Regions from separate parts of the Homo sapiens genome. Here all the other regions are linked to region 3. The links are chromatin loops, found by intact Hi-C in ENCODE. Cell type or tissue: mammary epithelial cell. All regions are shown on one strand. Region 1 has its middle 50 kb from the start of MTNR1B. Region 2 has its middle 86 kb from the start of MTNR1B. Region 3 has its middle 27 kb from the start of LINC02746.

Region 1 (8,000 bases), 77 kb before region 3:
ATATTTCCACAAGTTAAATTTCTAGGTATATACATTTAAAATTTTGATAAATGCTAAGCAAATTATTGTCCAAACACTTTATGAAATTTGCATTTCTACAATAGCAAATGACAATGCTCATATCCTTGCCAACATTGAATGTGATTAATCTTGTATTAGCTTGCCAATTCTGGTGAATGAAAAATAATATCACATTAAGTAGCATTTCTTTGATTTTTAGTTGAGTAGCTTTTCAATGTTTAATAGTCACTTATTTTTTTCTCTGTACATTTTCTGTTTAACTTTTTAAAATGTTTTTATATTATAAAAACTTTTCATAAACTGTAATTTAGATATTATTACTTTTTTGTTATATGTGTTGCAAACATTTTCTCCTAATCTGTTATTCATTTTTTAAAAATTTATTCATAACACATTTTGCTACGTAATGGTTTTAAATTTTTACATAGTCAAATCTGTCAATTTTTTCCTTTAAGGCCTCTCGATGTCATGCCCCACTTAGAAAGGCCTTCCCCACCCTAGGAGTACACAAATGTTCTGTATTTTTTTCTAATACTCTCATAGTTTCATTTTATATGTTTAGTTCTGTAATTCATATTTATGTATGTTATTAGTAAATTATCTTTCACTTTTTCCAAAATAGAGAGACAGATATCCAAGGATTATTTATTGAACACTCTTTTCTTTCCTCACTGATTTGTAATAACAGTTTTTAAATACTAAATTTCCATTGTATATGGAATTGTCCCAATATGTATGGAATATACTGTCTTTGGGCTTGTTTCTGTTCCACTGATCTGCTTGTGTATTACTGCAGTGTGCTTTATGTGAGCCTGGGATTAAATAGCTCATTCTATGTTAAGAAAGCATGGTTAACCTTTATTTTTATTTGTATTGTAAAATAAAATTTAAAGGCTGTCGATTTGGACCGAATTCCTGCACTAGGTCCAACAGACCAAACCAAAATGGAGTCACATATGCTGAAGTTCCATGCCACCAACACTCAGCTGGTTTATCTGAACTTCTGAGAAAATGAGATAGTGCACGATAATACCCAAATCCCCAAACAAGCCAGATTTAGCTGGCATGATAAGGAAGTCCCTTCTGCTTTAACCTTTACAAGGAAAACAACTTTGAAATGATCAATCCGCGTTTTGTTCTCTGTTTCTGCTTTCCTGAGCCTTCTTCTGTCTATAAAGCCAAGCTCCTCTGCTCAGTTCATCAGAAGACCCATTCTATTTTATGGAACGAGATGTTGCCTGATTCTAGAATTGCAAATAAAAGCTAATTAAGATCTTTAAGCTAAATGTGTTGTAACCTTGTTTTTTAACAGTATCATACTGATGAATACAAGTTTAGTACTCTGTGAACATTTTTAAAAGAGAATTTTGGACATTAGTCCATTTGGATATACACTAGCTTTAGTAGAAGCATAAGGAAAAGAGATTATGTGAATCTGAAAATTGAGAACAATTTAAGAGATCCATTCTCCTGATTCCATTCTCTACAGCCCATCAAACGACCCACAAGGGTTGTCTGTTCATCATTCCTTCAGTTTACATTTATTTCATACTTCCTTACTATCTGTTGTATAGACAGTTGTCCCTCAATATACAGAGACGACCGGTATCAGGACCCTGTGTATATCAAAATCCATGCATACTCAAGTCCTGCAGTCGGCCCTGCAGAACCGAGTATAGGAAAAGTGGGCCCTTTGTATGCTTGAGTTTCGCATCCCAAGAATGCTGTATTTTTGATCCACATTTAGTTGAAAAAAATGTATGTATAAGTGGACCCATGCAGTTCAAACCTGTGTTGTTCAAGAGTCAACTGTACTGTATTAAGCACGGGAAAGAAAAAAATAATTAAGACTCAGATGTTGCCCCAGACAACTTGTATCCTCATTATGGGACACAGAAATATAAACAAGCATCAGTTTAAAAAGGTATGGTGAAAGTAAGAACAAGACAGAGTGGTGACCCAAAGTGGGGATAGATAGTCAGGGAAAGAGAGCAGATACATAGCAGGGTCCTAAAGGACAAATACTGGGCTCACCCCATGAAGGAAGGCAGGCTAGGGGATCCAGCAGAGCCAATGCTGACAGAGGCACAGGCTGGGAGTCAGCCTGAAGCTCAGAGGCTCCAGGCAGCAGGGGTAGTGGCTGATGATGCAGGTGGAGAGACAAGCAAAGATGAAATTATGAAGGGCTTTTGAACTTCATAAATGTGAAGAGACAACAGAATGATTTTCACAGGAGGGTGAAATTACCATTTTTACATTTAATAGATTAAATAGCTGTATCGTTTTCCCTTCAAGCTGCATTAATGATTTATCATTTAATGAGCAAGATAATTGATTCACACATACACTGATAGCCTATTACCAGATTTTTACTGGCAATAGGGAAACCAGGTAACAGAGTAAGTATGAACAGAACATTGGGTAATAAAATTTGCTTACAAATAAAACCCCTAGAAAGATTTTCTAAGTTATTAAAATAAAAGAGACTTAATTTCAGGCTACATTTTAAATTCCTTCCAACTTAATCTTTTCCCTGACTGAAATTTAGAGCGGGGGCATCTCTAAATCTTGCCTTTTCAGGGTCTAAAAAAAGGCTTTAGGTCCAGCCAGTTCACAATGACTCACACTTGGTATGGGGATAATTGGCATGCGAAGCAGACCAGGGGCGGCAGTACTGTTTCCTTTTTTTCTTTCTTTTTCTTTTTTGTGGAACAGACAGGGTTTCATTATGTTGCCCAGGCTGTTCTTGAACTCCAGGGTTCGTGATCCTTCTAGAGATGGCAGTACTCTTGAAAAGTGTCTCCAGTCAGAAGGAGAGTGGGGAGAGGGTCCCCACCTAAGCAGCAAGGGTCTGGAGGCCAATGCACTTAGAAAACTATTTTCTTCTCACTGTGCCTCCCAGGATACAACCCACTGCCCTTCTGCATTTCCTTATGGACTAAAAAAGAACATGTGCCTTTCCTTTTGTCTTAAAAATTTTCACCATTTTTAGCCAAGTTTATACTTGAAAGGAGTCCAAGAAACACTCCTGATCTTGTCCTAACATGTAGAACAAAACCCAAATCCAGCTGGAAACCTTCCAGTGATTCATAGGCAGGTGTCATCCATCTCAAGATACTGAAAGCTCATGGGGAGAATGAGAACAAGAAATCTGAGGCTAAATTGAATGGGCAAGTCATTGGGCAGGCTTGCTTTTTCTATTTTTCCTGATAATGGCTCTGCCACTTGTTACAGGACGTGGTTGTTATGGTGACAGGGAGAGGAAGAGCAGGGAGTAGAGAGGGTGAACTATGATGAAAGAGTGAAATGCAGCAAGGTAAAAGAGTTTTGGGTATGTTTGTTTGTACTTATTTAGCTCTGCTTCAGTCTTAAGGCATCCATAGCCTGCTGCCGTAATGAGGCCAAGAAGATCTAGGATTGTTTCCTGTCCTCCTGTGCCTCAGTATCCCTCCAGTGTCCTCAGGCATTGTTGCTAAGTCCATCTCATTGTGTCTGACCAATTTTGTTCGTGTTTAATAATTTTTCTCTCAAAATTTCTGTTATCCTCTGATGCAATTTTGCTTCTCTCATACCACTCTGGTAATCCATCAATCTTTGTCTATTTATGTCTGCTGTGGTTTGAATGTGTCCCCTGAATTTCATGTGCTGGCAATTTAACCCCCAAATTGATATGTTGATAGGAGGTGGGGCCTTTGGGAGGTAATTAGAATTAAAGTTATTAGGATGCCCCCCTCCATGATGGGACTGTTGTCTTTATAAGAGGAAGAGAGACCTGAGCTGGCATGCTGTTACCCTTTCACCATGTGATGCCTTCTGCCACGTTTTGATGCAGCAATAAGGCCCTCATCAGATGCAGTCCTTTGACCATGGACTCTCTAGCCTTCAGAACTGTAGGAAATAAATTTAACTTCTTTATGAATTACCCAGTTTGTGGTATTGTGTTATAGCAATGCAAAACGGACTAAGAAAATTGGTACCAAGAAATGAGATCATTGCTATGACATTGCTATAAAGATACCTGAAAATGTGAAAATGTATAAGCAGTTTCGGAGGTGATAGGTAGAGGCTGGAATAATTTGGAAAGGCAGGCTAGAAAAAGCCTATATTGGCCAGGCATGGTGGCTCACGCCTGTAATCCCAACACTTTGGGAGGCTGAGGCAGGCTGAACTCCTGACACTTGAGGTCAGGAGTTCAAGACCAGCCTGGCCAACATGGTAAATCCCTGTCTCTACTAAAAATACAAAAATTAGCTGGGTATGGTGGCGCATGCCTGTAATCCCAGCTACTCAGGAGGCTGAGGCTGGAGAATCGCTTGAGCCCAGGGGTGGCGGAGGTTGTAGTGAGCCGAGATTGCACCATTGCACTCCAGGCTGGGTGACAGAGGGAGACTCCGTCTCAAAAAAAAAAAAAAAGGAAAAAGCCTATATTGCCATAAACAGGTCATTAAGGGCACTTCTAGTGAGAGCTCAGAAGATGAGAAGACTGACAAAGTCTGGAACTTCTTAAATGTTGGTTAAGTGGTCATAACCAGGATGCTGATAAAAATGCAGACAGTAAAGACCACTTTGATGATGTCTCAGAAATGAAGGCTATCTTACTGGGAACTGGAGTAAATTCATCTTTGTTACACAGTAGCAAAGAACATGGCTGCATCATGTTCATATCCTAGGACTTTGTGAAAGGCTAAACTTATGAGTGACAGAATAACATATCTTGTGGAAGAAATTTCTAAGCAGCAAAGCACTCAGGCTTCTGCATGCTTACTTTTAACTGCTTACAGTGAGCTGCTAGAGAAAAGGGAAACAGAGCAAAAAGATTTAGAAAATTTCCTGGCCATGTGGTGGAGAATGTAAGAGCGTTTTCTGGAGAAGGTATAACCCACAGACAATTTGTTAAGAAACTAGCATGGCTAAAAGGAAGCCAGGTGCTAATCCTAGGACAATGACGGAATGGCCCCAAAGGCATTTCAGATCTTTGAGGTTGGCCCTCTCATCATAGGCTGAGAATGTGAGGGCCTGGAGGGCAGAAAGAGCTCCCTGCTTGCTGTCCTATACTGCCTCAAGTGTCTGCTCCTTGTATGTCTGCTCCCCAAATTCCAGTACAGCACTCAGTCACCTCATCTGTTGCTCAAATGGCCCCAGGTGCAACTCAGCCTGTTCATCAAAAAGGTATAAACTGTAAACCTTGGCAGCGACAAACCATGGCTCAAGCAGGTCCAGAGGTTGCTCATGACACTGCTCCAGAAGGCACCAGACATATGCCTTGGCAGTGGTCCACGTGGTGCTGACTCTGAAGGTATAGAGAGTGCGTGGGCTTTGGGGTCATGGCAACTTTCATTTAGATTTCAAAAGATGTATCAAACAGCTTGCAGGCCCGTGGAAAAACCTGCCACAGGGGTGAAGCCGCCACAGACAGTCCCTACCAGAGCAATGCCTAATGGAGCCAAAAGAGTGGGGCTACTGCCAGAACTCCAGAAGGACAGAGCCACCGGAAGCATGAAACACTCATCTGAGAGAGCTACAGGCACTGGACTCCCAACTGGGAGAACAGCCAAGTGAGCTGCACCCAGCAAAACCATGGGGGCAGTGCTGCCTGAAGCCTTGAGAGCCCAGTCCCTGCCCCAGTTTATCCACGAGATGGCTCATGAAGTAGATTATCCTGGAGCTTTAAGATTTATTATCTGCCTTGCTGGGTTTTAGACTTTGGGCAGATTACAACTTTTTATTTTTATTTTTTCGTATCTCTCCCTTTTGGAATGAAAATGTGTACCCTATGTCTGTCCCACCATTGTTTGTATCTTGGAAGTAGATAACTTTTTAAAATTTACAGGCTCACAGCTAGAAGGAGTTTACCTTGAGTCACAAATGAGACTATGAACTTTGGACTTTTGAGTTGGTTCTGAAACAAGTTAAGACTTTGAGACTATTGGGATGAGATGAATGTATTTTGCATTGGGAGAACATGAGGTTTGGAGGGTCAGGGGCAATACCATGGCTCAATTTGGCTCTGCTAAAACTCATGTTGAAATTTAATTGCCAATGTAATAATACTGACAGGCCAGGCTCACTGGCTTGTACCTGTAATCTCAGCATTTTGTGAGGCCAAGGTGGGAGAATTGCTTGAGGCCAGGAGTTGGAAGGACAGTGAGCTATGATTGTGCCATTGCACTCCAGCCAGGCAACAGAGCAAGACCCTATCTCTAAAAAATATAGAAAAATAACACAGACTGGGCATGGTGGCTCACACCTATAATCCCAACACTTTGGGAGGCAGATGCAGGAGGATCACTTGAGCCTAGGAGTTTGAGACCAGCCTGGGCAACATAGTGAGACCCCATCTCCACAAAACAAAAAGCCTGGGTGTGGTAGCATATGCCTGTGTTCCTAGCTTCTCAAGAGGCTGAGGTGGGAGGATCACTTGAGTCCAGGAGGTCAAAGCTTCAGTGAACCATAATTATGCCACTGTACTCCAGCTCAGGTGACAGAGTGAGACCCTGTCTCAAAAAAAAGTTTTTTAAAAGAATGGTATTGATGGGTGGTGGAGCCTCTAAGAAGTGTTTGGGTCATGGAGGCTCTGCTGTTGTAAATGGATTAATAAAGTTCTCACTCTTGCAGTATTGGATTAATTACTGTGAGAGTGAGTTGGTATAAAGTGAGGCTGCTCCTTGTGTTTCATCCCTTTTTCTCACATACCCACTTCCCCTTCTGCTTTTCTGCCACATTGTGAAGCAGCAGGAGGCCCTCACCAGAAGCAGAGCAGATGCTGGTGCCATGCTTCTCGGACTGCCCAGCCTCTAGAATCATGAGCCAAATAAACCTCTTTTTTTTCTTTTTTACTTTTCTCTTTTGCATTTTATGCTTATGTAAAAACCTCTTTTCTTTATAAATGACTCAGCCTCAGGTATTTTGGTATAGCAACCAAAAACAGACTAAGACCATGCCTATGCTTTAATTACAAATAGAGCCCCTGTGTAGTAGAGTATCTGTCACCTGTTTTCCCTCAGCAGCATACCCAAACCTGAGCTCCATGCAGGCATGATTCCCACTGCATGCTTAGAACACCGAGCACAGTGCCCAGGACGCAGTGGATGGTAATGAATCTTCAGGTTTTTTTCTCCTTTTCTTTCCTCTTCCTGGACTTAATGGATTCCCTTTCTGAGGATATTCGAAAGTACAAGTTATCTCTCAATGTAGAATTTCCTCTGCAACAATATACTAATTTGGAAATTTTGATTGAGGTGCCACAACAAATGTTTATCAAATACATTATAAACTTTCAGTAGACTATCAAGATGCATATTTTCACAAGAAATAATTTGAAAATCTGTAGCATGACCTTGAAGACCTCTTAACTACAAGAAGGATACAAAGGGTCTAGAGGAAGGAGTGAAGAGAATTTGGTGAGGAAGAATTTTGGAGTGAACACTGCTTTGAGAACCAGAAAAACTCTTCTCCCACCTCCAAGAAAGAGACAAGATTGGGAAAGTGACTCCTAGAACAATCTCTGGAGAGGTTAACATATGACCTCACAGTTAGAGGGTCACAGTGGACTACTTCCAATCTGGGAATTCCAGAAGGCAAAAGAGAAGAAATGGAGATTTTGGCAGAGCAAAGGAGAGTTGCTACTGCATCTGGGGAACAATTGTCCTCCCCTTTGATGATGGGCAATGGTACATGATCTCAAGGAAAAGATGAAGAACCTATGATAAGGATATTGTCTCTGAGTTATTTTTTTTTTTAATTTTTTTTTGAGAGAGAGTCTTCTTCTGTTGCCCAGGCTGGAGTTCAGTGGCACGATCTTGGCTCACTGCAACCTCTGCCTACTGGGCACAAGCGATTCTTCTGCCTCAGCCTCCTGAATAGCTGGGATTAAAGCTGTGTGCAGCCACACCTGGATAATTGTTGTATTTTTAGTAGTGACAGGGTTTCACCATGTCAGCCAGGCTGCTCTCAAACTTCTGGCTTCAAGTAATCTGCCT
Region 2 (8,000 bases), 110 kb before region 3:
CACACAGATAGGGCCACCTTGCAGAGTTTCTTTTTCACCTTTTTCTTCATCCCTTGCTGTCTTTATCACAAACCATGGCCTGCTGCTGCACAACAAAGCTGGAGGCTTCATTCTCCCTCTTTTTGAAATAATCAGACCCAGGGGTCTTTAACTTGTCAAAACTGGCTTTGCTGCCCTTTCCCAGTGTTCAGTGTGACACCATTATCTTGAGAACCATTATGTCATAGAGCTATAATACTTGGGGTGTGCAGAAATAACTCTCAGTGTGATGCCTAGGTGACAATTCACTAGAGTGTTCACCTGGGTAATTACCTAGAGATGGGTGCCAATCCTCCTCTGTGATGCTGACAGTCTCGGGGCCAGGCATGCTAAAGACTCCTGTTCTGTAATGTATGCTGCAGTTAAGCAGGCTCTGAAGATACTTGCTAGAGTTCATGTGGAGTTTTTGGCATCCTTCCACAAACTAAAGCCACATCATCATCTCTGAATTGAATTTTTCAAGAGGACATACGCTAAGAAGGTGAAAACTGATAGTTGCAAACTTCCAGACTTCTCACTAAAGTCATATCGGAAAGATCTGACCATAGCTCAACCTTCCCCCTCCAGCAGCAATTTTACTAATACTTCGCGGGTTCAAAGCAACCACTCTTTAAAGCAATAACCCTCAAAATATTCTGTTTACAGTCTGATAATCTCAGTGCAGCTAGGAAAAAAGCTTCCTGCTTACAGTTGAGTTGGTGAACATAATCACCAAAAGCTCTGTGGGAATGTCTTTAAAACGCCAAACTTCACAAATCTCAGGAATGTTATCAGCCACTTGCAGACTACATTTACTCTTAAAGCACAGCAAGTCCCCACTATGGCTTTATAAACATAGAGGAGTCTGCTGACAGATCTTTGCCTGTGTGCAGTAGAGCATAAATATTAGCTTTCCACCAACACTTGAGAGCAGGGCAGACAAACCTGTCCATTAGAGTGAATACAATTTGGCCTTTCCAAGATCAAAATGATGTTTTTCAGTGTCTGCAGAATTACCATTATTAATATGTGAGTGTTCTTCCTCTTTTTCCTGAAAGTAATAGAAACTTGTGCTGTGAACATCAGGCATCATCTCTCCAGTCTTTGAACCATTAGTGTAAGCAGATAGCATTTATTCAATGCCCCCACAAACAGGAATCCTTGGGTTCCAGAGGCAAGACTAATTCATGCCGACTTAGAAAACCAATCCCGAAGAGAATGGAATTGACCATAGTCCTGGTATAAATCACCTCCCAGGTTGTTTAAATCCAATCCCAGCACTCTGGCTCCCCTCTTTGAAACAGGTGAAGATAATAGAAGCCCTAGAAGATAATAACCATTACATTCCCAGGCCATTGTGCCTCTTGTGAAAGTTGTCAGAATCAAAACAGGGTCACTTGTGTTAAGAACCCTGACAAACAGAACCAGGGAAGGCCATGAAGAGAGAGCTCTCATGCACAAATGGCTGATAACAAAAAACCACAACCTTGCACAAAGGCCATTGCAACCTCACACACAAAAAATACTCCTGCAAGGACATCTCCCTAGAAACTGCCAGCCAGCCTGATCTGGTGCCACTTTTGTTATTGATCCTTGTAGCCAAGAATAATTATCTCAAAACAATTATGTAATTCCCCCCAACTTTTTCTTTAAAACCCTTCATCTGCCTTTACCTCCTTGAATATGCACATAGTTTACCATGTCACAGATATTCCCATTGCAATGCCCTATTCTTGAATAAATATCATTTTTCTTTTAGAGAGCCTCTCTCTGTTTGTTACTTAGGTTGACACTCCATTGATCATGTAGGCATGTCATATGGAAATGTCATCGTGGCATTTCTTGCTAGAAACCTCAGTCCTTGGAAAACTAGGATGAAATGATCCTTCCAAGCAGAGGAGGCCATGTGGGAGTAAAAAAGCCAGCATGCATGGAGTAAGAGGATAGACTCACACACACAAACATAGAAGCCAGGTAGAATAGAGAGAGAGAGGACAGCATGCTTCACTAGAGACTCACCCTCACTGCACATATATTTGAAAGATATATTTTGTATCTTTCATTACAAGTCGTCTAAGTAATGACTTTACATTATAGAATACCAGCTGTATTCAGAATCTATATATTCTTATTGTAATGCCATAACTTTGTCTACTGATGAAACAACTTATTCTTTTCATATCACTGGGAAATCTTTCCTCTGTCAGCTAGTATCATCTGACAGCTATAATATTTCAGAACTGTCATGATACCTACATATTTCTGATTTTGAAACTTTTTTTTTTTAAGTGGGGAACGTGTCCCATATTCCCCAGAAAACTCAAGGCCTGTGGAAATGTGTTTAGCTTCAGGGAATAAAAATGCAGTCAGGGCTACAGATGCTGGCAAAGTTGTGGAGAAAAAGGAACACTTATACACTGTTGGCAGGAGCATAAATTAGTACAAACATTGTGAAAACTTTGTGAAGATTTCTCAAAGACCCAAATATAGAAATACCATTCGACCCAGCAATCCCATTACTGGGATTATATATACCCCCCCCCCATATAAATCATTCTATTCTAAAGACACATGCATGCATATGTTCATTATATTGCTATTCACAATAGCAAAGACATGGAATCAACCTGAATGTCAATCAGTGATAGAAAGGACAAAGAAAATGTGGTACGTATACACCATGGAATACTATGCAGCCATAAAAAAGAATATCAGCCGGGCATGGTGGCTTATGCCTGTAATCCCAGCACTTTGGGAGGTGAGGTGGGTGGATCACCTGAGATCAGGAGTTCGAGACCAGCCTGGCCAATGTGGTGAAACTCGTCTCTGCTAAAAATACAAAAAAATTAGCCGGGCCTGGTGGCAGGCATCTGTAATCCCAGCTACTCAGGTGGCTGAAGCAGGAGAATCACTTGTACCCGGGAGGCGGAGGTTGCAGTGAGCCAAGATTGCACCATTGCACTCCAGCCTGGGCAAGAAGAGTGAAACTCTGTCTCAAAAAAAAAAAAAAAAAAAAAAACCAAAAACAAACAAACAAGATCATATCCTTTGCAGGGACATGGATGGAGCTGGAGGCCATTATCTTCCGCAAACTAATGCAGAAACAGAAACAGAAAACCAAATACTACATATTCTCAGTTATAAGTGGGAGCTAAATGATGAGAATACATGGAAGCCTAGAGGGGAATGACACACACTGGAGCCTATCGGAGAGTGAAGGGTGGGAGGAGGGAGAGGATCAGGAAAAATAACCAATGGATATTAGGCTTAATACCAGGGTGAGGAAATAATCTGAATAACACACCCCCAAAGATACATGTTTATCTATGTAACAAACGTTCACATCTTGCACATGTACCCTTGAACCTAAAATAAAAGTAAAAAAAATGCAGTCAGGAGAGTGGGGCTCTGTGGATATTGACATCCTTCCCGAGGCATCAGGTTCAGAGCAATCTCTCACTAAGTAACTGTCTACTGTAATGTACTCATCCTAAGACTTTGAATTGTGGTTGTAAACAGTCTTGAAAATCAGTAGCAATAAATGCATTTAAATATTATTAAAATTGGTCCCCAAGCTCTCCCTCTAACTTCACTTGAACATGAGTGCTGCATAATTTAATATGAGGTGTGTAGCCTTGTTTCTTGTACACGTTCAGAGTATTTTGGGGGTCCAAAACCAAAGATACTTATCCTTCAAAAAAGCCCTCCACATATTCCAATTAATACTCAGGGTCTTTTTCAAATTCTTGGTATTAGCTCCCCGTTAGTCATATTGATAATATCCCTTGTGTATTATAATCTTTCTAGTCTTAAATGCTTCTCAGCAGCCATGAACTCTTCAGATTATCTCCATGAGGATTAAACAACAGAAACTACCTGGACAAGAATCACAGAATCTAATGAGATTCTAGTTTGCTCCTACAAAGGTCTACAGAAAAGAAAATGTGATGACCAAGAGTAATGATAGGTAGTTGGTCACACTCTGAGTTCAGCTGAGAGAATCACTGGAAGAAAGCAATGGTTAAAAAAAAAAATGGAGGTCATAGTTTAGATATAATCCAAGGCCAATTGCCCATAGCCAGGTAGCCAAAGCTGAAGTCATCCTAATTTTTCAGAAATGGTAGCCCTAATCATAAATGAAACACAAAATAAAAGCTTTACGTTTTTGCCAGCAGGATTCGGTAAAAGTAAACTAATCAGCAAAAGTCAGATCAGCTTAAACAGCTCTACTTGCCCTAAAAGAATGTTAATGTGTAACAACCAATTACAAAAAAGGTCACAATACTTCCTCCTTAATGCTTTATAAACTGCACAGTAACTGTTGTAAGCAGAGCTTCTTTTTTTTTTTTTTTTTTTTTGAGACAGAGTCTCACTCTGTCGCCCATGCTGGAGTGCAGTGGCGCCATCTCGGCTCACTGCAAACTCCGCCTCCCAGGTTCACCCCATTCTCCTGCCTCAGCCTCCCGAGTAGCTGGGACTACAGGCGCCCGCTACCATGCCCGGCTAATGTTTTGTATTTTTAGTAGAGACAGGGTTTCACCATGTTAGCCAGGATGGTCTTGATCTCCTGACCTCATGATCCACCTGCCTTGGCCTCCCAAAGTGCTGGGATTACAGGCGTGAGCCACCACGCCTGGCCATAAGCAGAGCTTCTTACCTCTTCTGGTTTGAAGCCTCCCAGTTCCCCAGCTATTCTTTTGAGTGCACAATAAACTCTTACAATTTTTAAATCTGATCTGATTTTTTTGACAAAACTTTCATTCCTGTGTCTTTGAGGAAGTGCACCAAAAGCACTCACCACTCCGTGTCTCTCTTGAAAGCTAATCTCTGTGGTGGTGTTTTTCCACTGTGCCAATCTGAAGAGGCCCAGAGGAGGGAGAAACAGTGTAGGCCACTTTTCATGCTGTGATGACAGACAGCTGAATCATCCTGAATGTGTGCAATTGCATGGGTGTTTATTACTACAAGTTACATGGTGTTTGCCACAGATATGAGTCAACCCAGGAGCATCCTCATATTTGTCATCTTGTAATAATAATCAGAGTATGAAAGTACAAAAACCATTTGGGGGCGTTGATGACCTCTCAGAAACAGAGCTTTCCCATCCACCATGGCCACATTAATAGAAACATCTCTTTATTTTCAGATGATTTACTTTTTAATTAAAAATTATTTTGTAGATTAGATGTGATTCCAGGTTATTACAGTATTTATAGCATTGTCATGTATTTGCGTTTTTATATTTTCTCTGGTAACAAAGAGATGGAAGTACATATACAGTCATAAGTATACTCAAAAAAGTGAATTTCTTATATGAATGCCACCACCTCATTAGTTTCCATCAAAAAAAAAAATTAAACTAATTCAGTAAAATAACTTTGGGTAACAACCATGTGCTGGAAAAAAAAAGAAAAAAGAAACATCTCTCCTCTGTATCTTTTTTTCTGAAAGAAAGACCCTGAGCCTTGTGAACTATCCCCACCTGCACCAGCAGTGTCCTACCTTAGCAACACTTTGTAAGAGCTCCGGCAAGACATGAGTGAGTCTCCAAGTGATGAGAATCCACCCGATGCTGATTACTACAATGAATCATCTGAGTAGGAAGAACAGATTTTACCTTTTCATGTACACTCCCAATTTTATCCTTTACCGCTATCAACCTATGATCAGTATACTTTGAAATACTCTGCAACCAGGGATTCCACAGCACAGAAATGGGTGAGGACGATGGGCTATTTACACCTTCTCTTGATAATGGGAGCTGGAATGAAAACCTCTGGGTCTTGCACTGACCATAAGTCTCTGCAAACTCCTGATGATCACCTCACATGTCAGGGGTCTGTATAAGATAGTGTCTGGTTTGGATTTCCAAAAGAAAATGTGGGGTCATATTCAGCACAATAACAATTTCACATAGGAATTCTCGGTTTCTGAAAATAAATAAATAAATAAATAAATAAATAAATAAATAAATAAATAAAACCTCCCCATCATTACTCTTGGCTACTTCAGCCTCCTTCCCCATAGCTCCTGTGTGGTCCCCAGAGCCCCAGAGCCCATGTTTCTGATGCATTGTGTGGGGGAACTGCACAAAGCATCTCCCCACTGTATCTCAGGAAAGCTGGGGGCAGCCCCGTGGCAGTTTGGTGCTGCTAAAGCTTGTATCACAGGCTGACAACAGAGATGCCCTCTCTATCCTAGGGACTGAGGCTTCTATGGCAGCAAAACAACAACAAAAAATATAAAGAAATAGCCAGCAGCTCTGTCTCAACCAAATCCTTGGGGCTGTCGGATACATTCTCCCTAAACACTGTACCTTAACATCATCTGCTGTATTCATAATAATCCGTGTTTCTAACTTCAATTCTTTTATTGTGAGCATCTAAGCATTTCCTTCATGATGGATGATAGCTTTGCTGTGTTAACATCATGGTGACTTTTCTTTCCCTTTCAGCCAACTACAGCAGTATTATCATCTATCTACATACTAATATTTAAACATACATATTTGTGATTTTAAAGTTTCCGACAACACATACTTGTAGCACAATTTCCAGCTATTAGCAGACAAACCACTTGCACTTTTTTGCTGATCTAGGGGTGTCAGAGGTGGTATTGGCATCTGATTACTCATTTTTCTTGCAGCTTCTGTCACATTCATACAACAAACAGCCATGATCATTATATAGAAGACAGAAATATATTTCCCAGAAATATTTTTTTTTGTTGGCGGGGGGAAAGAGCTTAGAGTCCTCAACCAATTTCAAACATACTTCCCTACTGAACCTTGAAAATAAAACATCTTCATTCACCTTGTCCTGTATGGTATAATTGGACACATGGGTGGAAGGGGTACAACAAAATTCCACCAAGCATTATTGAAACATGTAAGAACTGCCTCATAGTCGCCCCCAAACTATTTGCTTCAGATTGCTGTAAGCAAATCTGAGGTTTGCAAAAGTGAGGCTCAGGGACCTATCTGGGTGAACTGATGGGGTTATTGGGTGGGCCATCCATTCAGCCCCTAATGTGGAGAAGAAAGGAATGGGCTAAAGTTACCGCCCCACATCCATAGGCAAAAAATGAAACATGAATTGAGAGGCATCTCTCACCTTCGGATAACCAGACTAATTACTATAAAAATAGTCATCTCTTTTTTTGTGGCCATCGCCGAAGTGGCAGTGACCAAAATGAAATTCAATCCATTTATCACTATAGACTGAATCAAGAACCATAAAGGACATTTCAATAAGCCTTCCCACATTCTCAGGAGGATTACATTTTCCCTTCTTTCCAAAGAGCTAAGACAGAGTACGATGTTCAATCCATGCCCATCTGAAAGGATGATGAAGTTCAGTTGTGTGAGGACACTATAAAGGTCAGCAAATTGGCAAAGTAATCCAGGTTTACAGGATGAAATATGTCATCTACATTGAACAGGTGCGGTGGAAAAAAAGCTAATTGCAAAACCACCCATGTGGGCATTCACCGCAGCAGGGCAGTTATCACCAGGCTAAAGCTGGACAAAGATGCAAAAAGATCCTTGAACAGAAAGCCAATTCTTGCCAAGTGGGAAAGGGAAAGGGAAAATATAAGGAAGAAACAATCAAGATGCAGGAATAAAGTAATCTTATTTACAAATAGTCTATATCTCCGAGTCTGTTCTAGATTATTAGGAAAAGGCTCCTCAACCATGGCCTGAGGAATAAGGAAGTATCTGTGCCCTTCAAGCCATCAAAACCCACCTCATTCTAATATCTCAAAAGAAGATCATCACCCCCTTCCCTCAGGGGTCTGTTTTCTTTCTGGAGCCTTGAATCCTATTTCAGTTGTACTGCAGGTCCAGAGACATCCCACCCCAAAACCCGAAAAGGTTTTTCCTTTCAATCTTTCCTCTTTTTTTTTTTTTCTTTTGAGGCAAGGTCTTTCTCTGTCACCCTGGCTGGAGTGCAGTGGTGCCATCATAGTCCTCACTATAACCT
Region 3 (8,000 bases):
ATGAAATTGTGTCCTGAAAATGCATACAACAACGAGACAGAGAAATTTGCTGAAAAAGCACCACAGCAAGAAACAACTAACACATCCAATCGTCAAAAAGAAGAAAATGACCACGCTAACTCCTTTACAACAGACAATCCAGTCAGCCTTCCTGAACAACTTGTCTCCAGAGATCCAGGTCTGGCTCAACCTCTGCCTCCTCCTGATGACACTGATCCTTCTACCCTCTGTTGCCCCACAGACTGTTAAAAACTATACACATTGGGCCTATATTCCTTTTCCTCCTCTTATTCGAGCCATGACATAGATGGACGCTCCTATCGAGGTCTATGTTAATGATAGTATTTGGATGCCTGGTTCTGTAGATGATCGTTGTCCTGCCCAACCTTCAGAAGAAGGAATCCCTTTCAATATCACTTTAGGTTTTAGGTGTCCACCTTTGTGCCTGGGACCCACTAATGGATGTCTCTCATTAGATATTCAAACTTGGGCGGTCACACTACCATCTGGTCACTCTGTCCCTCCTTTGGGACACTTGGTATCAGGGCTCTCATTAAAACCTCTAAGGCAGATCAAAACAGAAATCACTGAATATATTCACACAACCCAATATAAGCCTTTAGGACCTGCATGATCTCTCAACTTGTCTTCAAATGCTGACAAATTAATATGGAAAGATTGTGTTAGCTCAGAAGGAACTGTGTTATTTAATTCTTCTCAGTACACCATTGTTGACTGGGCTCCCAAAGGTCATATTACTAATGATTGCTCTCAAGGTCACAAAGATTGTCAACATTTTCTCTATGATATTACTTATCAAAAAAGTAGTGACAACCCTCCCCTGTTATATCGTAGATTTAACTCCTTTTTTCCTCTTAAGTGGAAAGGGGCAGGGGTTGCCCCTCCAAAGCCAAGGCTCATTGTTCTGCACTTAGAACCTGAACATTCAGAATTATGGAGATTAACAATAGCTATGACTGGTATGAGAGTTTGGGCTGGAGAAAGTGTTATAAGTAAATCCACCTTGTCACCTCAAAATATATATACTATCTATATGGAGTCCAACAAAACTATATCACTTAAAAGTTGTGTTAAACTACCATATACGTTATTAGTAGGAAAGATGCATGATAGTTCAGAAACCAACATAATTACCTGTGTTAATTGTTACTTGTGTATTTGTATTGACTCATCCTTTAATCAATATCATAGTATTTTAATAGTCAGAGCCAGAGAAGGTATTTGGCTCCCTGTAGCCTTACATGGGCCTTGGGAATCTTCCCCCTCTATCCATGTTATTAACAATATTCTACAGAAAATTCTTAAAAGGAGTAAATGATTTATTTTTACATTAATTGCAATAATAATGGGCTTGATTGCTGTAACTGCGACTGCTGCTACTGCTGGAGTTGCATTACATCAATCTATTCAAACTGTTCATTTTGTGGATAAATGGCAAAAAAATTCTACTCAGATATGGAATTCTCAGTCAGGTATTGATAAAAAATTGGCTAACCAAATTAATGACCTAAGACAAACTGTTACATGGATGGGAGATAAAATTATGAGTTTAGAACATAGATTACAAATGCAATGTGATTGGAATACTTCTAATTTTTGTACAACTCCGTTTCAATAAAATGAGTCTGTTTACAATAGGGAATCAGTAAACTGTCATTTACAAGGAAGTGAAGATAATTTAAGTTTAGACATAAGCAAGCTAAAAGAACAGATTTTTGAGGCCTCACAAGCACACTTAACTGCTTTACCTGGTGCTGAAGTTTTAGGTGGTATCTCTGAGGGATTATCTAATCTCAACCCCATTCAATAGGTAAAATCTTTGGGAGGATCCACTATCGTTAATTTTGTTTTGTATATAATTTGTGCTATTGGTTTATTGTTCATGTGTAAAATTGGAAAAAATATTCTTCAATCCAATTGTGATCAGCACCAAGCTATGATTGCTATGGTTCATTTAAATCAGAGAAAAGGGGGAGATGTAGGGAGACCCCCTGAAACTATTGCTATGGAATAAAAGATGAAATGCTCCTGATTATTGTAAATAAAAAATTGCATGCAGGATTGTGTAAAGACAATGCCAGGTTGGACTGCCAGAATGAGCCAACAGCATGTGATGTGCTTCCCCCTGCAGAGAGCCTATGAATGGACGTGCAGTCAGGGAGGTTTCACATCATCAAGATTCCTATCCCAGAAAAGCAGATGTTCATAGCTCTAGGAATGGAATGCGACCTTTGTGGAGAGCCTATAAACGGATGCATGGGGGGTGCCTGTCCATATGGATAAGATAGGGCTATAAATGCCCTCATCTTGCCACGGCTCTTCTAGGCCTCTTGAGGGTTAAGGCATACTCCCTTCTGAGAATTTCTGGTCTAACCGGTTGTCTAGCTTCATGTCCTGTTTCTATGGATTGTTTGTAACCAGCTTTTGTTGCAACTGTTACTGCTGATTAATATCTTGCTAATCATAGGTTATGGAAAGATTGTGTTTCTGTTTTAAGCCTCTGTTAGAAATTACTGATGCACACACTATATTGTAAATTCTTATCTCTGTATACTGTACTTCTACATACAAATGTACTGTACTTCTACATACAAATGTTATGTTAAAGAATTACTTCATCCCCATGTGACCATCTCACCTCATAATCAAATGACCCTAAATCCCTCACTAACCTACCCCCTCCTCACTAAACTTAATAATAAATGCTGGCATATCCAGTGCATCGTTGGCACCGTGGGACCAGAAGGCAGTGACCCCCCCTGGACCCAGCTTTCACTATCTTGTGTGTGTCTATTATTTCTCAACCTGCTGATCTGCCTGGGAACAAAGAGAGAGCCCCATTGCATTGCGGGCTGCTGGCCAGATCCCGCAATAGCTAAAGAGGAACACAAGTATTTGCCTAAAGTTTTTTCTCTATGTGCAGAGTATCTGCATTTTTTGAGATGCATGGAAGTTATAATAATTAAGAGCAGTGATTTCAAAACCCAGATTTCTATAAAAAGTCTGTGGCAATTTAGGCTTTCTCTAACCCTCTCTTCAAAACCCTTCCAGGTTCCATCCACTGCCTACACTCCTACATTTCTAGATATCACTTCTAGGTACCAAAATCTGTATTAGGTACCTATTGCTGCCTAAGACTGTCATCATAAAATTAGCATCTGAAAAGAAGAAACACTTACTATCTCACAGTTTCTGTGGGGCCAGAATCTGAGTGTGGTTAGCTGATGTCTCTGGCTCAGGGTTTCTCACAAGGCTGTAATCAAGATGTTGGATGGGGCTGCGGCCATCCCAAGACACATGGGGGAAAACCCTCTTCCAAGCTTCCAAGCTCACTCACCTGGTTGTTGGCAGCTCACAACTTGACAGCTGGCTTTCTTCAAAACAAAAGAGTAAGAGAGTGAGAAAGGTGCTGAAGACAGAAGTGACAGCCTTTTTGCAAGCTGGTAAGTAAGATACCATCACTATTGAAGTAGTCTCTATTGGGCGGCAGTCACTAGGTCCAGCCCATACCTCCCGGCGGAGGGATCACGCAAAGGCATGAACACCAGAGGGCAGGAGTCATTGGGGCCATCTGCCACATTTACCTTCTTACTACGCACACCTTCCATTCTTTCCTTCCTTACCTCTTCCCTTCCTTCCTCATTCTCTCTTCTTCCTTCCAGGGCTTACTGTAAGTCTACAGTGGCCCGGGAGCTACACCAGGCATTGGGAATGCAAAGCTTATGAACACTGAGGTTTGCAGCCCAGTGGAGAAGAAAGGTCCAGTAAAATAACGTTTTCCAAGCTTCAGCCACTCGCTGTTTTGGCCATGTACATGGGCTTCTTAAATCTTTTCTAACTCAATGTTTTTCTTTAAAGTGATGGACCTTTAAAATATGGCCTCATCCTAAACTCATGGTTTTTGACTTTGACTGCCTGATGGCGTCACCTTGGGAGACTATTTAACCTGGAGATGTAGGGGATGTGGTTGACACCGGGCATCCCGTTCTCCCACCCCACACTTGCTTTACCATGTACTTATGCCCACCACAGTTGGGAGGTGACAGCTTACCTGGGGAGGAGATCCGTTCTTTTGCTCTTTGGAAACAGACTCCAAGCTTTGCCCCGTATTATTCCTCTGTTCTACCCTTCACAATATCCCCTGCCCTTACCCCTTTTCTGAATATTCATCAACCAAAGGGCAGTGCATCAGTGAAGGACAAATCTTCACAAAAAAGATACTTCCCGTTTGTTTTATTAAAAAGAAACGGAGCATTATTGTGGGCACTTGCGACTCCCAGTGGTAGAGAAGGGAAAATACATTCAGTGATGTCGGGGTAGGAGAGAAGGGAAGGAAGCATCTTTCACCAGCTCTCCGGAGCCTTTGCTTACACTACAAATGCAAAACAATGTCTCTAGGGGGCTAAAACAACACACACAAATAAGAAAACACTTCCACCTCTCATCCCTTATCCTCCGCAGTTTTATTCACATCTAAGTCAGGTAGCAATAGTCACCTCCACCAGTACAAACACAGCCAGAAGCTATAAGTGTCATGTTGTTCCCTCATCTTGCCCTTGGCCTCTTGGAGCTTAAGGACTGTTAATGACCACAATCCACTGAGACCACCCCTACTCCTGCCTGCCGAACACCCTCAGTGCTGTTTAAAAGCTCAATCCATGAGCAGCCACCTATGCCAGGCTCTGGGCTAGCATTGAGTGGAGTGGAGCAAAGGTGAGCCAGCTGCCCACTCTGTTCAGGTCATCTGTCTGGATGTCCCCTCCTTTGTATTTACTGATTCTGCCAGGCAAGAAGTTGAGGAGATTTATTCATTTCATTTAACAAATAGTAACTCACTGTCTACTGTATGTCCTGCATTGTTTCAGGCAATGAACAAAAAAGGCCTTGCTCTCAGGGAACTTACATTCCCAGCTACTGAACCTCATGTTCTTGTCTTTACTTAACCCCTGGGTCCCAAAACCTGCCCAAATGGAAAGAAATCTTAGTGATTCTCCAACTCCTGTCCCCTGTAAGTGAGGTTACTGAAGCCCACTGAGGTAATGTGCCCGGCCTGAGGTCACAGAAGAAGACACAACAGACTCTAGACTAGATCCCAGCGTCCCAGCTAGAGATAAATGTCAAGACACTCACAGCTGTGGGCACAAAGCTGTCTGTCTGGAAGCATTTTGGGAAAGTTAGAAACCTAGTGAGCGAACATATTTTAATACATCAATTTCATCAACTGGCGAATGAATCAGGTAAAGAGAAGTAATTATATCTTTTGGTTAAAAAGCAAAGTACTCTCAGGGACTCACAGACTTCTTATGAGACTGTCTTTTCTGCCTCCCTGAGTTCAGGCAGGATTCATCTAGAAGCATCCTCTGTGGGTGAGGGGAGCAGAGGCACATGGCACAGCGAGAGGCTGCCCAGTGTAGCAGAAGCTTCTCCAACATCCGCCCAAGTACCCCTCCTGACCAAAGGGGCTAATCCATATCTCAGGGACCTGAGGAGATAGTCCTATGCTGCAGGAGGAAAAGCAGAATTGAAGTCTCATATTTTACTATAAAAACCAATATGAGTGTTGCATTCTGAGGCACTAATATATCACTATGCTTAACATAAAAATGATATTTTTACCCAAATATCTGAATAAAATAAATTCTGTAGAAGGATACACCACCTTTATGCAGAACACCTTATCCATTACCCCTGGGCCTAAGAGCCTCCATTTTGAGAAGCACAGACCTGGTTCCAAACCCAACTCTGTCTGTGGAATGCTAGCAAATTAACTTACTGCCCTGGAACTCAATTTTCTTATCTGTAAAAGCAACACAAAGTTGTGAGCTCTAGAGAGAGTAAGGACCACTGAGAATGGTAATACCATTGTCAATACAGAGTTTTACAAGTTACCAAGCATTTTCCATGTGTTACCTTATTTTCATAGGAAGAGAGCAGATCTGGAAGCCAGTTAATCTTGGCTTTGCCAGAGTGGCTCTGTTGGTCTTGGGCAAATGGAGTAACTTTTGTGAGCTTCCACAGCCTTATTCATGAAAGAGGTGTCATAATGACGCTGTGGGTTATTGTGATAACTAAACACACATAAGGTGTGCAGGCTTCAGTAAGTGGCACATCTCACTAGTGCCTGGAGCAGCTGCTGTGAGTGGGTGAGAACACCAACCCAAGTCAGACAGGCTTGACTCTCACTAACTGGGTGTCCTTGGGCAAATCACTTAACATCTTTGTGTCTCAGTTTCTTTTACCTGTTAAATAAGGATGAAAATAGTACCTTCTTAGAAAGTTGCGAAGATAAAATGAGTTACTATAAGACACACTCACAATAGCTGCTGGCTCAGAATGTTGAGTATTCCAGTAAGTACCTGTGCACAGTTGGCTGGCCTTATCATTGGCCTCTTTGGTTAGGAAACCAGAGGCTTAGAGAGGTTCTCCTCCATCAACATGACTTCTCTTCCCCAAGTGGAAGATCTAGTATTTGAACCCAGATTCCCTGATTCCAGAACCAGTGGTCTTTTTCACCATGCCCCACACAGGAGTGGGGGTTGCACGTCCTATAGTAGTTTATCTTCCACTGCAAGCCTTGAATCACTCGGGCACACACATAGAGGTCAATGCCCACACAGTGATGCCAAATATGAATAGCAGAGATTCTCAGGTTACTTACTTCTAGTTCATGAAATAATGCATTATTGCTTCCTGGAGAGGTCGGAGAATAGAAAAAAACCTCTGTGCCCCGTGACTCTAATGGAATTTCTGTCGGAGATGAAGCAACCTTCTCAGTTACCTTAAGATGTTAGAAGAAGCCAACATTATCCTGATACTATATGGGCCCAGCAGAGTTGTAAAATGTAAAAACTGTGAGAGATCACAGATTGTGTCAATGAAAGAGAAACCTAGGCTTTTACAGAATTAAAGTTAGTTTCACTGAGTCTTCCCTCAGATGGCAATCCAGGTGAATCTTTCAGTTTTGGTTAGACTGCTCCAAAGCAGTGTATGAACCCATAACTTACGTATTAGATGGTGGAGGTTCTACATGTGCTCAGAAGTTACATTAAAGCAAAATCTCATCAAAGCCTGGGTGTGAGAGCACATCTGATTATAGATTGCAGAGGGAAAATCATTAATACTGTCAGACGTTACGTACAAGAAAAGGCAAGGGCTGAGATCATTGAGCTTATCTTTTCTAAAAAACACAGTGATTCAGGTAAGAGACATGAAAACCTGAGGCATGGCTTCTTCACTGCAAGGGCTGGCTGTGAGACTGGCCAGAGGCAGATGTTTGCTACTTCGTCTCATAATTATTTTCTCCAAATAATAAGGAAATTGAGGTCTATGGCTCTTAGACCCCTTGACCTACAAGCTATATTTGTTTGATCTATTCTATTTAATAACCAGAGGCTTCCTCATTTGGGCCCCACCATGCATCCTCCCCCACTCAAAAGGGAAAAACAAACTGTTTTTCTTTACTCAGTTACTTCACTTTTGACACCAGATGTGTGGGTTTTTCACATCAACAATTCTCCAATCCTCTGTAGGCATTAACTGGGTGTCTTACAATTTAATTCTGAGAGTTAGCACAGACCCCACCACTAACGGGCTCAGCCCCACGAGATGGCCCCCAACTTCAGATACCAATTGCAAGCACAAGGTTGTTACCTGTACTTCTGAGCAACTAGCCATAAATCAACGGTTCCCATGACCTCCTCCTTGGGTTTAACCATTTGCTAGAATAGCTCACAGAACTCAGAGAAATACTTATGTTTACCAGTTTGTTACAAAGTTATGGAGCATGGGCAAGACATGGTGGCTCACGCCTGTAATCCCAGCACTTTGGGAGGCCGAGGCAGGTGGATCACGAGGTCAGGAGATGGAGACCATCCTGGCTAATACGGCGAAACCCCGTCTCTACTAAAAATACAAAAAAATTAGCCGGGCGTGGTGGCGGGCACCTGTAGTCCAGCTACTCCGGGGGCTGAGGCAGGAGA

Evidence for each region. A loop is a pair of places that touch in the nucleus more often than their neighbours do. Peaks named below come from ENCODE experiments on the same cell type or tissue, not always from the same donor. Only the 100,000 strongest peaks of a DNase experiment are listed, where the experiment ranks them.
Region 1: it touches region 3 in a loop (6-fold over the local background); 2 of 110 quality-filtered maps call a loop at or near these places.
Region 2: a loop joins it to region 3, with 6 times the contacts of the local background. A loop is called at or near these places in 15 of 110 quality-filtered maps.

The regions. Positions count from the first base shown.
Region 1 is chr11:93,015,548-93,023,547 of GRCh38, reverse strand. No RefSeq gene overlaps it. Among named protein-coding and RNA genes, the nearest start is that of MTNR1B, 50 kb to the right of the region's middle. RefSeq lists an enhancer at 3,011-3,305. In mammary epithelial cell, a CTCF peak has its summit at 5,086; DNase peaks (open chromatin) are centred at 2,697 and 3,127; H3K27ac peaks cover 2,500 bases.
Region 2 is chr11:93,052,036-93,060,035 of GRCh38, reverse strand. It overlaps the pseudogene RPL26P31. Among named protein-coding and RNA genes, the nearest start is that of MTNR1B, 86 kb to the right of the region's middle. RefSeq lists an enhancer at 4,490-5,689. In mammary epithelial cell, a CTCF peak has its summit at 4,889; DNase peaks (open chromatin) are centred at 4,955 and 5,575; H3K27ac peaks cover 924 bases.
Region 3 is chr11:92,938,464-92,946,463 of GRCh38, reverse strand. No RefSeq gene overlaps it. Among named protein-coding and RNA genes, the nearest start is that of LINC02746, 27 kb to the right of the region's middle. In mammary epithelial cell, CTCF peaks have their summits at 3,701 and 4,294; no DNase peak of the experiment used is centred here.